Linked DNA regions of Homo sapiens: all the other regions are linked to region 2. Evidence: chromatin contacts called from ENCODE Hi-C or POLR2A ChIA-PET data. All regions are on one chromosome and are shown on one strand. The core of a region is the stretch at or near the end of the contact, and the rest is flanking DNA. Distances in the headings are between cores, read along the strand shown.

What was found. Hi-C counts contacts between places; a loop is a spot of excess contacts on that map. ChIA-PET counts read pairs that join two places held with the same protein, here RNA polymerase II (POLR2A). Pooled maps may share reads with other maps.
Region 1: a pooled map shows a loop between it and region 2 (2.9-fold over the local background). The contact joins the promoter of ZNF692-DT here to the enhancer-like site in region 2. A Hi-C loop is called at or near these places in 4 of 50 pooled maps. POLR2A ChIA-PET finds 5 or more read pairs at or near these places in 4 of 52 experiments (B cell, T-cell, WTC11 and 1 more).
Region 3: a loop to region 2 is called in a pooled map, with 3 times the contacts of the local background. The contact joins the promoter of PGBD2 here to the enhancer-like site in region 2. A Hi-C loop is called at or near these places in 2 of 37 single-sample maps with no recorded cell type and 2 of 50 pooled maps. POLR2A ChIA-PET finds 5 or more read pairs at or near these places in 1 of 52 experiments (OCI-LY7).

Annotation. Positions count from the first base shown.
Region 1 is chr1:248,857,914-248,862,601 of GRCh38, forward strand. It overlaps ZNF692-DT (ZNF692 divergent transcript), which reads left to right and starts at 1,251. Exons shown (of 3, transcript NR_186117.1): 1 at 1,251-1,333. It overlaps ZNF692 (zinc finger protein 692), which reads right to left and starts at 1,172. Exons shown (of 12, transcript NM_017865.4): 1 at 1,005-1,172; 2 at 218-408. The coding sequence starts at 396. RefSeq lists enhancers at 1-56, 657-706, 1,507-1,656 and a silencer at 867-1,366.
Region 2 is chr1:248,790,937-248,795,691 of GRCh38, forward strand. No RefSeq gene overlaps it. Among named protein-coding and RNA genes, the nearest start is that of SH3BP5L, 33 kb to the right of the region's middle. RefSeq lists a silencer at 2,639-2,728. Within about 2 kb of position 1,600, at least 2 of the 41 ENCODE cell types and tissues checked have a DNase peak (open chromatin) inside an H3K27ac peak, as active enhancers do; they include B cell, where a contact is called at or near this core.
Region 3 is chr1:248,903,351-248,907,661 of GRCh38, forward strand. It overlaps PGBD2 (piggyBac transposable element derived 2), which reads left to right and starts at 2,885. Exons shown (of 3, transcript NM_170725.3): 1 at 2,885-2,992. RefSeq lists enhancers at 2,515-3,436, 2,961-3,150 and silencers at 2,771-2,830, 3,241-3,330.

The DNA.
Region 1 (4,688 bases), core at 1-2,500, 67 kb after region 2:
CTGGGCACTCACACATGTAAGGGGCCAGCCCTAAGGGCCGCTATTCGCTGAGACCATGAGGAGGGGAGCAGGACCCTCGGAGGCCACAAGTCACACAGGCCGTCCTGGTAAAGTGAGAAACCTGAGGGTGGAAAAGAGCAGCAGGACAGGCCCTGGAGAGGAGGCTAGGGGCTGCTGCCTGGGTACCCTCCCCCAAGCCCTTCTCCCGGCCCCTAACCGGTCCAACAGGAACTTGGCGAGCTGCGAGTGCAGGGAGAAGCCCAGCCGCTCCTTGAGGAGGCACCACTGCTCCATGTGGCCGCCCAGGCGGATGCGGCACTTGCTGCGGCGCGCGTCCAGCTGCCGCCGCTTCTCCCGCCGCCTGCAGGACACGTCCACCGCCGGGGAGGAAGCCATGTGCACCAGAGGCTGGAGGGTGGAAGGGACGTCTTCAGCGCCCTGCCGATCTCGGGGGTCGGGGACCCGGCTCCACCTGCCGTTAGGGCCTCAGTTTCCTCATCAGTGAACTGGGGCAAGACTAAACTATTTCAATAGCAGTGGCAGGTGTGGAGCCAAACCCCGTCCTTCTATGATACAGGGTGTTGAAGCTCAGCGCTACCATGTGAGTGTCGTCGGGTGGGAGGCAGGCAGACAGAAGCAGTCAGAACAAAGGCCTGCGCCCTCCAGTCCACTGAAGTGGAGCTGTGGGGAAGGGGCGAGAGACTTTCACGGGAAATTTCAACTGGGCTGGGGGCGGTCCACACATTTCATCTTGAATAGGGCAGCGGCCTTTACTGGTTTCTAGGGGAAGGAAAGGTCGTGTCCTGGCGTGCAGCTGGGGGCGCTCTTCATAGTTGGGTCGAGTGGCGGTGAGGCCGTGGTCAGAGGTCTGGAGGGCGCCCCCCATCCACCCCGTCTTGGGCACCCCCACTTAATGCTGACAGTGAGTGGAGCGGACTAATCCCAATGGCAGTTCCCAGGCTGCCCAGAGCCCCCGTCGCGACCCACCCCCACCCCGGCCTTACCTGTGCGCCCCCACGCGCCCTCACCCCCACTGCGCCTGCGCCTGCGCCTCCCGGGCCTAGCGAGCAGGCCCGGAGCTGCTGGAAGACAGGGGCCCACCTCGCGCGCGCAGCGTTTCTCTTTTAAGAAGAAACGGTGCCTCTCGGCGTCGGCTGCTGTAGCCCGGAACTGAGGCCCGCGCCCCAGAGGGAGGGGCGAGTCGGAGGCCGACGCCGTGCGCCTGCGCACTGGGTGCCCCGCGCAACGCCCGCCGGGAATCGTGGTTGCCCGACTCAAGTCGCCCGCGCGTGTCGCGGAGCCCCGCGGCAGTTGTGGTTGGGTGGCTTCTGTGGTGAGCGTCTGCGCTTGGTGACCAAAGGTTTGAGGGAAAGTGGAAGAGACAGGGTCAGGCCTCCTGTGCTCCAACCCCAGCCCACCCGGCCTGTATGGGGACGTTGCCTCTTCACTTGTTCCCGTTTTGTATTCACCTTCGATTTCCCCCTCACAGTTGCCACCCGCAAACATGATGCAGAATCAGTCACTTTGAAAGACCCACAGAGGGTCCAGCTAGAGCCCTCTGTGGACCGCAGAGTCCCACCAGCTACAGCCCACTTCTATTACCATCAGAATTCCTCCTAAAAGTTGCCTGCATTCTCTGTGTACGCTCACTTCCCATCCTCTTCTCTTCAAATGGCTCTGATGGAGCTTTCCTCCCCACCCAGCCACTGCAGTGGCGCTTCACAAGGTCACTTGAGACGGTCATATTGCTACATAGCAGCTGTCAGTTCCGTCCGCCTCTCTGCCCTAGAAAGAGCGCGACTATGTAGCTCTCGTCCTCCTCATCTTTATGGCTCCCTCTACATTTTGGGCCCCAGTTTTACTTCTGTGACTTCATATGCTCCAGGTTTTCCACCCTCCTCACTGGCTCCTTCTATCCTTTTTTTGGATCCATTCCCTCTGTTCTGCCAAAAGATGAAGTGTGCCCTGGCTCAGGCCTTGAACCAGATCTTCTCTCGTCTGCATATGTTCTCCTGGGTGATCTAATTAGTTCCATGGCTTTAAATACACTGATGGCTCCTAGCCTAGCCCTCTTTCAACTCCAGTCATATATCTTACTGCCCGCTTGACTTACATGTGTTAACTGAGCTAACACGTGTAAAGAATGTAGGACAGTGCCTGGCATGTAGAGAGCGCTGACACATGATAGCTGATATTTTCTCCAACATAAATATGGCAAACATATAACAATAACGCCTGTACCCTCCCCCATGCCAGTAAACTATGTCATCATCCACCCACTTGTTCAGAAAAAAGGGAATCAGCCTTGATTCTTTGCCTTTTATGATACCTAAACCATATACATCAGCAAATCTTGTTGGTCCTGTCTCCAAAAATTTATCTTAAATCCAATCACTTCTGACCCTCTCAACTGCTAAAACCCTACTCCAAGCCACTGGTATTAATTTTCTGTAATTGTTGTAACAAATTGTGTTGTGTGTTGTTTTCAGCCACAAACTTGCTCCCTTTACTCAAATTTATTTTCTCACAGTTCTGGAGGCCAAGGCATCAGCAGGGCCACAGGCCATTGTAAGGGCTCTAGGGGAGAATCCTTTCCTTGCTTCTTCTAGCTTCTAATGGTGGCCAGCATTCTCTGACTTGTGGCCACGTCACTCCAATCTCTGTCTCTGAGGTCACATTGCCTCCTTCTGTGTCAAATCTCCCTCTGCTTCTCTCTTACAAGGATGCTTGTGAATGCATTTAGAGTCCATCCTTATAATCCAAATAATCTCTCCATCTCAGTATCCTAAGACAATTTCTTCTGTAAAGTATTTGCCATATAAAGTAATCGGCTGCACACGGTGGCTCACGCCTGTAATCCCAGCACTTTGGGAGGCCAAGGCGGGTGGATCACTTGAGGTCAGGAGTTTGAGATGTGCCTGCCCAACATGGTGAAACCCTGTCTCTACTAAAAATACAAAAAAAATTAGCTGGGCATGGTGGCATGGGCCTATAATCCCAGCTACTCGGGAGGCTGAGGCAGAAGAATTGCTTGAACCCAGGAGGAGGAGGTTGCAGTGAACCGAAATTGCACCACTGCACACCAGCCCGAGTGACAGAGCAAGACTCCATCTAAAATAAAATAAAGTAATCTCCACAAGTTTTGGGGATTAGGACACAGATATCTTTTCTGGGACTATTTTTAAGCCTACCATACCACTATCATCTCTCACCTGGTCTGTGGCTACATCTTCCTAATGGATCTGCCTCCTACTTTAACTTGTACTCTCACAAAGCAGGGAAAATTTCCTCAAAGATCAAATCTTTTGCTTAAAATCTGTGAGTGGTGCAATCCAAAATCCTTATCATGGCCTCAAGGACCTACTTAATTGGGCCCTTGGCTTCTTCTCTGGCATCATCCCCCAACTTTTCCCACTTTGTCCTCCCACCTTTTTGCTATTTCTCAAGTGTGCCAAGTATCCTAGAGGGAGTTCTTTTGTCTCTGGAGCACTCAATTCTCCCCTCAGCCCCCACCCCATCCCCCAGCCCACCACCCAGCTGTTCATCTGTTTGCTCCCTTCTCATCTTGTAAATCTCGGCTATAAGATCACCCACTCAGCTATAAAATCCCTCATTCAGAAAGCTCCCTTTCCTCAGTCATGCTCTACCTCACTGTGCCCTATTGTATCTTCTTCATGGCACTTACTTTCTGAAATCATCTCAGGGACTTGTTTGTGTGTTTGTTATTGGTATACGATGATTGTTGACTAGCCCAGCCTTCTCCTCTGCAGCCTAAATATCTCAAATGACATGGTGTGCAAACATGAACACCCTTAGGATGAGCCCAGTGTGTCCTGTGCATATTCCTTTTGATTTGTGGTATCAGTGACTCAACATACTTGTCTGACTAGTGTAAGGTAGGAAGGAAGATGTCCCAGCTACTTTACTCATTAATGAATGTGTAACTTTTCCAGCTACTTTACTCATTAATGAAAGTGTAACTTTCACATCAAAAGAGCAGGACTCCATCGAGAACAAACTTTATCCTTTCCTCATGGTCCCTTAATAGATATCTGCAAAATCCTTGTGGTTTCATCCAAGGGAATGAAAGGTCTTGTAATTCTTGGTTACTCTTAGAATGTTGGGTCTCACTTTGAGACCCAAGAACATTTTTGGTTCTCTTGGTTTGATCTTGTTTAAAATAATAAAATGAAATTACTGCCAATGCCCAGCTCTTCAATAACCGTCTCCAAATAAATCTCTCAGCCTCTCTTTAATTTCTTATATCATCTAGGTAAGGAATGAGCCAACTCTCTCAAAAACAGTCACCAGCCCCTTCCTTTGTAAGTGCTGCAAGGGAGTGCTAACATTTTAAGGAGGGGTTCTCTGTAAACATTGGTTCTCTGCCTTTAGTGACCTCATTGCAGTCTGAGACCTTGAATTCCATCTTAGCATCCCATTACAAAGGCTAAGATTAAATGTGAGCTATTTGTATTTTTGTCACTGTTGAGCTTTACAGTTTACAGACTGCTGAAACTGCCAATTCTTTTATACACATAAAAGGGTCCATGTGGAGGACATATTTATCTTCATAACATTTATTTTTCCTGGACTATGCATGGCACCATAGCGCTCTTCTTATCTCCTGCTTTGGCACAGCCAAATCTAATATTGCTGTACCCTCTGAACTTTTAGTATCTTCTCTCCAA
Region 2 (4,755 bases), core at 350-2,849:
CTCTCTCTTGATTTCCTGGCAAGTCAGATAAACAGCTTAGTTTGAGCTTGGTATTGTGGACCTTCAGCATGAGTGACTTCACTTTGGTTTGGTCTATTGGGCTCAGTGGCAGGGGCTCAGTCTAAACCAATGGCCTCCTATAAATTTTATTCGATGGGAGTTAAATAAAGGGAATGTGTGTTAAATAAAGAGAACATGTGGAATGGCTCCAGTATCTCTGTCAACCCCAAGGCCTAGATGGCAGCAGAGCCTCACACTGGACAAGGCGAGAGATCAATAAAGGGTATTCAGACTGGACGGGCCTCTTCTGGTTAAAGAATGGCCCAGGGGCAAAGGTTTGTGTTGGGTCCTGAAACCTGAAAGAGAGGTTTAGACAGCCTTTTCTGAGCAATCTGCACACCCTCTTATCTTAGAATAGTTCATTTATTGGTGCCATGTGTTTAGCAGAACACAAACGGCTCCAAGACATATCCTTGGTATAGCTGATTTACAGAGGAGTTATTGGGAATTAACTGTCTGGAGCCATAGCTGTCGATATCAGCCCTCAGTATGACTTAACATCATCATCTGTGGATCTTTACACATATATCCGTGTCCAGTTTATCCTCAGAGATTCTGATCTAAGCTGCCAGGAGAGGGGCCTTAGCAACTTTATTATTTAAGTTGGGCCTGGAATGGTGAACGCATCGGTAAAATGGCAGATGTATAAGAAGTGCTCAGAAACGTGCCGAGCATTGTGTGGTCCAGCAGGGATCCCTGCAGGTGACTCTGCTCTTTCAGGGCAGCCATCATCCTTGCAACCTCCCAGGAAATGGCTCCTCAGGGGAACCAAGATCCATGCCCTGCACCCCGCCCAACTCAGCAAGATGGAAACTCTACTCTAGAGTGTTACAGCCAAGAACACACGGCTTCCTCTCCGCAGTGCTCCCAGTCAGGGGACAACTCAGCAAGATGGAAACTCTACTCTAGACTGTTACAGGCAAGAACACACGGCTTCCTCTCCGCAGTGCTCCCAGTCAGGGGACAACTCAGCAAGATGGAAACTCTACTCTAGACTGTTACAGCCAAGAACACACGGCTTCCTCTCCCCAGTGCTCCCAGTCAGGGGACAACTCAGCAAGATGGAAACTCTACTCTAGACTGTTACAGGCAAGAACACACGGCTTCCTCTCTGCAGTGCTCCCAGTCAGGGGACAACTCAGCAAGATGGAAACTCTACTCTAGACTATTATAGCCAAGAACACACAGCTTCCTCTCCCCAAAGCTCCCAGTCAGGGGACAAACTTCTGTCAACCTACATTGACAGAGAGGGAGACTCTCTAACGAAAATGATGTTTATTTAGGAATAGAATTGCAATGGGAATATATGTGCCATAGAAAACTATGTGTGTATTCAGGGAGGTAACAGAAGACAGTGGTTTTTAAAGGAAAAATAAGGAGGATTACATAATTGTTTTGAGATAACTGTCCTTGGCTATAAGAATCAAATAATAAAGGTGGTGCCAGTCTGAGGTTGGACAAGCAGTTGCTGGGCAGATGTCCTCGCAGAATTATATTTTTGTGTAAGGCTGTGATGGTCTTTGTGCAAGGCTGTGGTTTTTGCAGAGCTTTTTGTGATAGTTCCTGTTATCAGGCATTCGTGCGTGAGAACCCTCTGTTCACGGCCTTTTCTGGCTCTTTTTGTCGGAGCTTTGTTAACAAGGGACTTGTTTTGATTCTGATAACTTTCACACTTTCTGGAGCAGAAAGTTAGCATGTCTCATCCTACCCCCAGTTTCTTCCTACTGAAGATAATAAATTCCAGGTGAGTATGGCTGACAAGTGAAGACTCCCTTCTTCCTTGCCTCTCCTAGTCATGGGATACAGGCTCGACCTTGAGAATACTGCACATACTGCAAATACTGAGGCCCCAATCACCACTGCCCTAGTTCACTGGCAGCAGTCCCATGCCAATAAAGGCCAACCTGAGAAATTCTAGGGCTGCTGCACACCATTCTACCAAGTGCTCAGCTCCTAAAGTAGAGGCGTCACTCAGGAGAAGCATGCCATTTTCTCCAGAGCCATGGCTCAGAGATTTTACCCAGGGGCAGAAGCAGGCATAGAACAGAGAGCTCCAGCTTTCTACTCAAAGGAACAGACCTCACTTATAACTGAGTCTGAAGTTCAAGTCTAAGAGTCCTCTAAATATAGGGGGAATAAAACAGTGGCGGTTGCGGTGAAAGGCGATTGGGAAGCAATTAGTAGATTCATTGACGATTGCTATGGACTGAATGCTTGTGTTCCCCCAAAATTCATATGTTGAAATTATAACCCCCAATGTGATGATATTAGGAGATGGGGCCTTCGGAAGGTCATTAGATCATGAGGGTGGAGCCCTCATGAATGGAATTAGTGACCTTATAAAAGGGACCCCAGAGAGCTCTCTCACCTTCTTTCCACCATGTGAAGATACAATGAGAAGTCAACAGTCTGCAACCTGAAGAGGGCCTTCACCAGAACCTGACCATGCTGGCATCCTGATCTTGGACTTTCAGTGTCCAGAACCGTGAGAAATAAATTTCTTTTGTCTATAAGCCACCTAGTTTATAATATTTTGTAATAGCACACCAAGCTGACTAAGACAGAAATATAGGCTAAACTGTAGGCCGGCTGGTTTGCCAGAGAGAAACAAGACACCAGACAACTACAAAGAGCCCTCCTGGAGTCAGAACATGTTTCAGTGACTTTGGTAACTGTCCCTACAAAGGAGCCTGAATTTGATTAGCTAAGCCTATAGGGCAATGGATGCCCAGAGCATTGTTGAAAACAGCTGAGCAATCAGCCTGCAATTAGAGAGCTTAACAGCTGAGTAAGTTCAGGAATAGATAGTCAAAAAGAAATCTGCCAAAACCACCATCATCCCACAATGACTGTGGGCATACCAAAGGTTGTGTCCTGTGAGGAGCAACATTAGAGGCTTAGAGGCTTCCCACTGCAGGGGGTGGGGAAGAATGAGTGTGGTAGTGGGAGAATAGGCTTCAGGAAAATAATCCAGCTAATCACTACACAAATAAGCAGGCAAATAACAATAACAAGCCCACCTGAGGTGGCGGGCACACCCGGAGTTGCTTCAGTACGTGATCTAAAATGTCCAGTTTCCAACAAACGTTATGAGACATGCAAAGAAACAGAAAATATGGCCCATAAACTAAAGAAAAATCAGGAAACAGAAACTGCCTCTATGAATGATATATTAGTCAGGATTGTCCAGGAAAACAGAATCAACAGGATGTTTAGAGACAGAGAGAGAGAGAGAGAGAGAGAGAGAGAGGTTCATTTTAAAGGATTTCTTCATGCAGTTGTGGGGGCTTGGCAAGTTCAAATGTGCAGAGTAGGCTGGCAGGGCTGAAAATCCAGGGAAGACTTGTAATTTGAGTCCAAAGGCAGTCTTCTGGCAAAAGTCTTCCTTCTTCCAAGGAGGTTAGTCTTTTTCTATAAAGGCTTTCCACTGATTTGAGGAGGCCCACCCATATCATAATGGGTAATCTGCTGTACTCAGTCTACAGATTTAAATATTAGTCTCATCCAATATATAACTTCACAGAAATTTCTAGAATAATATTTGACAAAATATTTGGATACCGTGTGGCCTAAGTTGACACATAAAATTCACCTTCACAAGTTACCAGATGTCAGATTTAACAAAGTTTCATGGCTCACACCTGTAATCCCAACACTTTGGGGGGCCAAGGAGAGTGGATCACCTGAGGTCAGGAGTTCGAGAACAGTCTGGCCAACATGAAGAAACCCCGTCTCTATTAAAAATACAAAATTTAGCCAGGCGTGGTGGCCCATGCCTGTAATCCCAGCTACTCAGGAGACTGAAGCAGGAGAATTGCTTGAACCCAGGAGGCAGAGGTTGTGGTAAGCCGAGATCACACCATTGTACTCCAGCTTGGGAAAAGATTGCGAAACTCCATCTCAAAAAAAAAAAAAAAAGTCTTCAAAGTAGTTCAAAGAACTAAAGGAAACTTGATTAAACAACTAAAGGAAGGTATGATGATAATATCACATCAGATAGAGAATATCAATAGATAGAAATTATTTTTTAAATGTAAATTCTGGAGTTGAAAAGTACAATAGCTGAAATAAAAAATTTAGCAGAGTTCAACATTGGACTTGAATTTGCAGAAGAAAGAACAAACTTGAAGATTGACTGATAGAGATTTTACAATCTTAATAACTGGCAGAATAAAGGATATAAAAATGAACAGAGCAACAGGGGGGAAGTCCCAAAAGAAAAAAAGAGAGAGAGAAGGAAGAGAAAGAAGCAGCAAAAAATATTCAAAGAAATAATGACTAAAAACTTCCTAAATTTATTGAAAAACATTACATATACAGGAAACTCTCTCAACAAACTGTCTCTTACTTGGGTTTCCAAACTGCTGGTCTACCCTACACATTTTGGACTTTGGAATATTATTACAAATTTTTTTAAAAATCAATAGTTTGGAGCTCTTTGCAGAATGTTTATGATGGGTAGCCTGCAAAAACTTCACCCTAAGATTTCCTCTAACTTTAATTGGTAGATGTTAGAAAACGTTACTTAAATACTATTAGAAGTTTTCTGCATCAGCAAACCTGAGACTTCTTTGTTCTGTGACAGCTGCTACAATGGTTGCTTCAGGGAAAATGAGTAAAGAAACTCTCATTGAGTGGTCCCCTTCTCCTATTAGGGTGGCACTGTGTGAGTTGGTGAGAGGGCCTTTCTCACTG
Region 3 (4,311 bases), core at 1,635-4,134, 110 kb after region 2:
ATCACACCTGGCTAACTTTAATGTAGCATAGTCTTACTATGTTGCCCAGGCTGGTCTTGAACTCTTGGCCTCAGGCGATTCTCCCACCTCAGGCTTCCAAAGTGCTGGGATTACAGGTGTGAGCCACCACTGCCCAGCCTGATTCTTAACTTTATGCAGGACATCAAATCCTTAATCATACATAGTGCGTCAAATCAATTCAATTGTCATCGGAATGCATGCCACCTCCATATCATTTATTAACAAGCAAGCTTCAAGAAACCAGCAATCTCTTCTTATCCTGGACCCATTAATCATGGGCGCTTGGGAGTTCTAGCCTGAAATTATTTGGCATCTGGTTCTTTCTTCAGGTCCAGCTCACCTGATATCTCTAGTAATTTCCTTAACTAAAATATCCTGATGGACTAATGAGTATTTTCTCATAATTCCATACAACTGTGGTTTCATGTATGTGACATTCTTAATTGTTGGGTAGGCTGTGATACTGCTATGGCTGTCAAAAACTTTAATGTAGTCAGCAACTTGTAGCTGAGCTTTAATTGCTGCTATGTACTAACATCATCAACCATAAGGTGTTATTTAGTCAATGCGACATGAGAATTTTTATATGTAAAGTCTCACCCCATACATACACACAAAGACATGTACAGGTGAAATAAACTAAATGAAATAAATTAATAAATATATAAGTTTAATTCCCTAAGTCCATTTTCTTCTTTTTATGTTTTTTTTTTATTTGTTAACTCCCTAAAGCAAGATAGTATCTATAAACAAACTAGGCTGCAAGGCTTTTATGAAATTTACTCATAATACACATAATTTAAATATTTTCCCCAATTTTTTCCTTAAAGCTTATTTAGCCTATTTCTCAATTAAAGAACTTCAAAATATGTATTTTCCTCAAAGGATTCTAGCTTAACGGGCTAAATTTTTTTTTTTTTCCCAATTCCTATCATGCAGTTCTTCTGCCATTCTACCCCAAATTTGACATTGTTTTCAAAGATTTGACTTTGTTTTTAAACGTAGCTTTATTCAAAGCAATGCACTGAAAATGTCTAGATGGACTCTTTGCAGCTCCATAAACACTTACACTTGGTCCCGATCTTTTTATTAACTTTAAATTACATATGCAAGTATCCAAATTGCAGTGAGAATTCTCTCTGGATCATAAAGGTATGGAAGAAACAGCCAGCAAGCACCTTATTACTCCTTGTTGAACTCACCCCCTCTTTGACCTCATTTCTTTGACTTTCTTTTGTCTCCAGCCATTCTCAAATGTGCTAGGCTTGCTTCGCCTCAGAGCATTTGCACATGCCATTCTCTCTGCTTCAAATATTTTCCCCCTTGAATTCTGCATGGGGAATTTGCTCTTCATATTCTTTGGCTTTTCCCTCAAATACAACCTTCTCACTTACCAACCTTCCCTGACCAAATTATTTAAAACTGAATTCACAACAGTCTTATTGGTCCCCTTTGCTTCCTTTATTTTCTTCCTAGCACTTTCCACTTTGACATGCCATATATTTTGTTTACTGTCTGGTTCTCCCACTGAAATGACAAGAGGGTTTTTCTCTTGTGCCTTTTCTTTTTCACTGTTCTAACATCACTGCTCAGAGGAGTGATTGTCACAGAGAAGACACTCATTTAACACTTGAATGAATGAATGAGACACAGGATCTGGGGAACAAAGCAAGTTAGAAACACCACCCTACCTTACCTAGAGTAGCACTCCCATTTTCCCATGGCTTATTGCCTGTTTTCTCAATTTGCTCATATGTGGAATGAATGACAAACTAATACGTGCCCTTCACTTCAGAATCTCACAAATGAGCATGATTTTTTTCTTCTGATCCAGGGGTTTTGGAACACACTTTACAGTGACCAAAAAACCTTTGTGAAGTGTCAGTGTGGAGAAGCAAATACAAACTCTTCACTAAGTGGCCCTCTTTTTGAATGTTAACACGGTTTGGTCCCAGGGATTTCTGTGTTCAAAGCCTTTCAGGGCAAGGCAGTTTTCTGCGGAGTACACTGTCCTATATACCTAATGGGCTACTGGGTTTCAGCTGGACAAAGTCCTTATAGAGCCGTGATTCTCAAGAAGTAGGGGGAGATACTTTTATTTGTCATAACTAGAGTGGAGAGAGTGTGGTGTGCTACTGGCATTTAGTTGCTAGGGATGCTCAATATCCTACAATTAAGGTTCTATTTTTACCAAGTAAAAATATAGGTAGGCAAGGTAGCCAGATGAAATACAGGGACTTCCAGTTAAATGTGAATCTTAGATGAACAACACTGTTACCTGAAACTCAAATTTAACTGTATTTTATCCGTGACCCTGCCTCCTATAATGCACAGGACAGCCTCCTTCCCTCTCAACAAAGAATTATCCAGGCCCAAAATGTCAAGAGTGGAGGTTGAGAAACCCTGCCATACAGCAGTGGTTCTCAAGCCCTAGTTTGTACCACAATTACCTTCAGGGTTGGTAAGGCCGATTATTGGGCACACCCTCAGAGTTTCTTACTCAGAAGGCCTGTAGTGGGGTCCCAAGATTTGCATTTCCATCGATTTCCCAGGTGAAGCTGCTGTTAGATTGGGGGCACATTTGAGAACCACTACCCTAGAAAGTCCCCATGCTCTCCTGATTAGGAAGGAGCGAGGAAGGTTTCCAAAGTAGGACAGGGGTGGGAGGGTAAGGGAGAGTGGCGGGAAGAGCTGGCCCGCTGGGGTGGGTTATTTCGGCCGTTCTGGCCTCGCAGGCGTTTTCGGGATCCCTCTAGGCGCCGCGGAGGTCCTGGAGTCTCGATGGTCGCTCGGGCCGGGGCGTGGCCTGGCCCGGGGGCGTGGCATGGAAGGCCGGCCGAGGTGCAGCGAGCCCTCTGGTGCCGGACGTTGCGCGGCCGCGACGCCCGACGCCAACGCAGGCGCAGCGCTCCGATTCGGCGCGGCTCATGGTCCGGTTCGGGCTCGCGAGTCTCCGTCTGGGGTAGGGCAGGTAGGCCTCAGTGTGCTCGCGCTGCAGGCAGGGCTTCGCTTGAGTACAGGAGTGGTTGGCGTTGATGTTGCGTTTTCTCAACGGCGGCATCCGAGGAGTTCGTCCTCACCACTGCGCGCCGACGGTGGGCTGGCGGGACCAGGACAGGAACAATGGGATTCCGAGGGCCGCAAGGGGGCGCTCCTTCTGCGGGTTGGGGTGCGAGGCCGGAGGCCGGGCCGGCTGAGCGGGAGGCGGAGCGGGGTGGGTGGGGACCAGGGCGGGGTCGGGCTAAAGAGGGATGGATTCAGGGCGGGGTGGGAGGGACCAGGGCAGGCTCGGGCGGGGTGGGCGGGACGAAGGAGGCGGGCGGCCTGAGGCTGGCGGCGGGACTGCGAATGCCACGTCACATCCTGGGGCGGGGTGGCTCTGTGCCGGGGCGCGCTGGGGGCGGGTCGTTTTTAACTGCGTCTGCCTGGGAAGCTGCTGAGGTTTCTGAGGGTCTTTGTTTGCCCTTCTTTCTCTTTTGCTAGTGAGGTGAAGAGAAGGGAGGGTTCTTCCGTATCCCACAAAAGCCATTCTGAGCTGTTGGGTGAAGGGGTGGCCTGCCCTTCCACACCTGTGGGATATCTTGTCAGGTGGGAGGAGAGACTGAGAAAAGAAATAAGACACAGAGACAAAGTATAGAGAAACCACAGTGGGCCCAGGGGACCGGCACTCAGCATACCAAGGACTTGCACCAGCACCGGTCTCTGAGTTCCCTCAGTTTTTATTGATTATTGTTTTCATTATCTCAGCAAGAGGAATGCGGTAGGAGAGCAGGGTGATAAGGAGGTCAGCAAAGAAACATGTGAGCAAAAGAATTTATGTCATAAGTTCAAGTGGAGGTACTATGCCTGGATGTGCACGTAGGCCACATTTATGTTTCTCTCTGCCCAAACATTTCAGTGGAATAAAGAATAACAGGGCAGCATTGCTGCCAACATGTCTTGCCTCCTGCCATAGGGCAGTTTTTCTCCTATCTCAGAATTGAACAAATGTACAATCAGGTTTTGTACGGAGACATTCAGTTCCCAGGGGCAGGCAGGACACAGTGGCCTTCATCTATCTCAACTGCAAGAGGCTTTCCTCTTTTACTAATCCACCTCAGCACAGACGGGTGTCGGGCTGGGGGACGGTAAGGTCTTTCTCTTCCCACGAGGCTGTATTTCAGACTATCACATGGGGAGAAACCTTGGACAATACCCGGCTTTCCAGGGCAGAGGTCCCTGTGGCTTTTCATGGTGCATTGCGCCCCTTGTTTATTGAGACTAGAGAATGGTGATGACTTTTACCAAGCA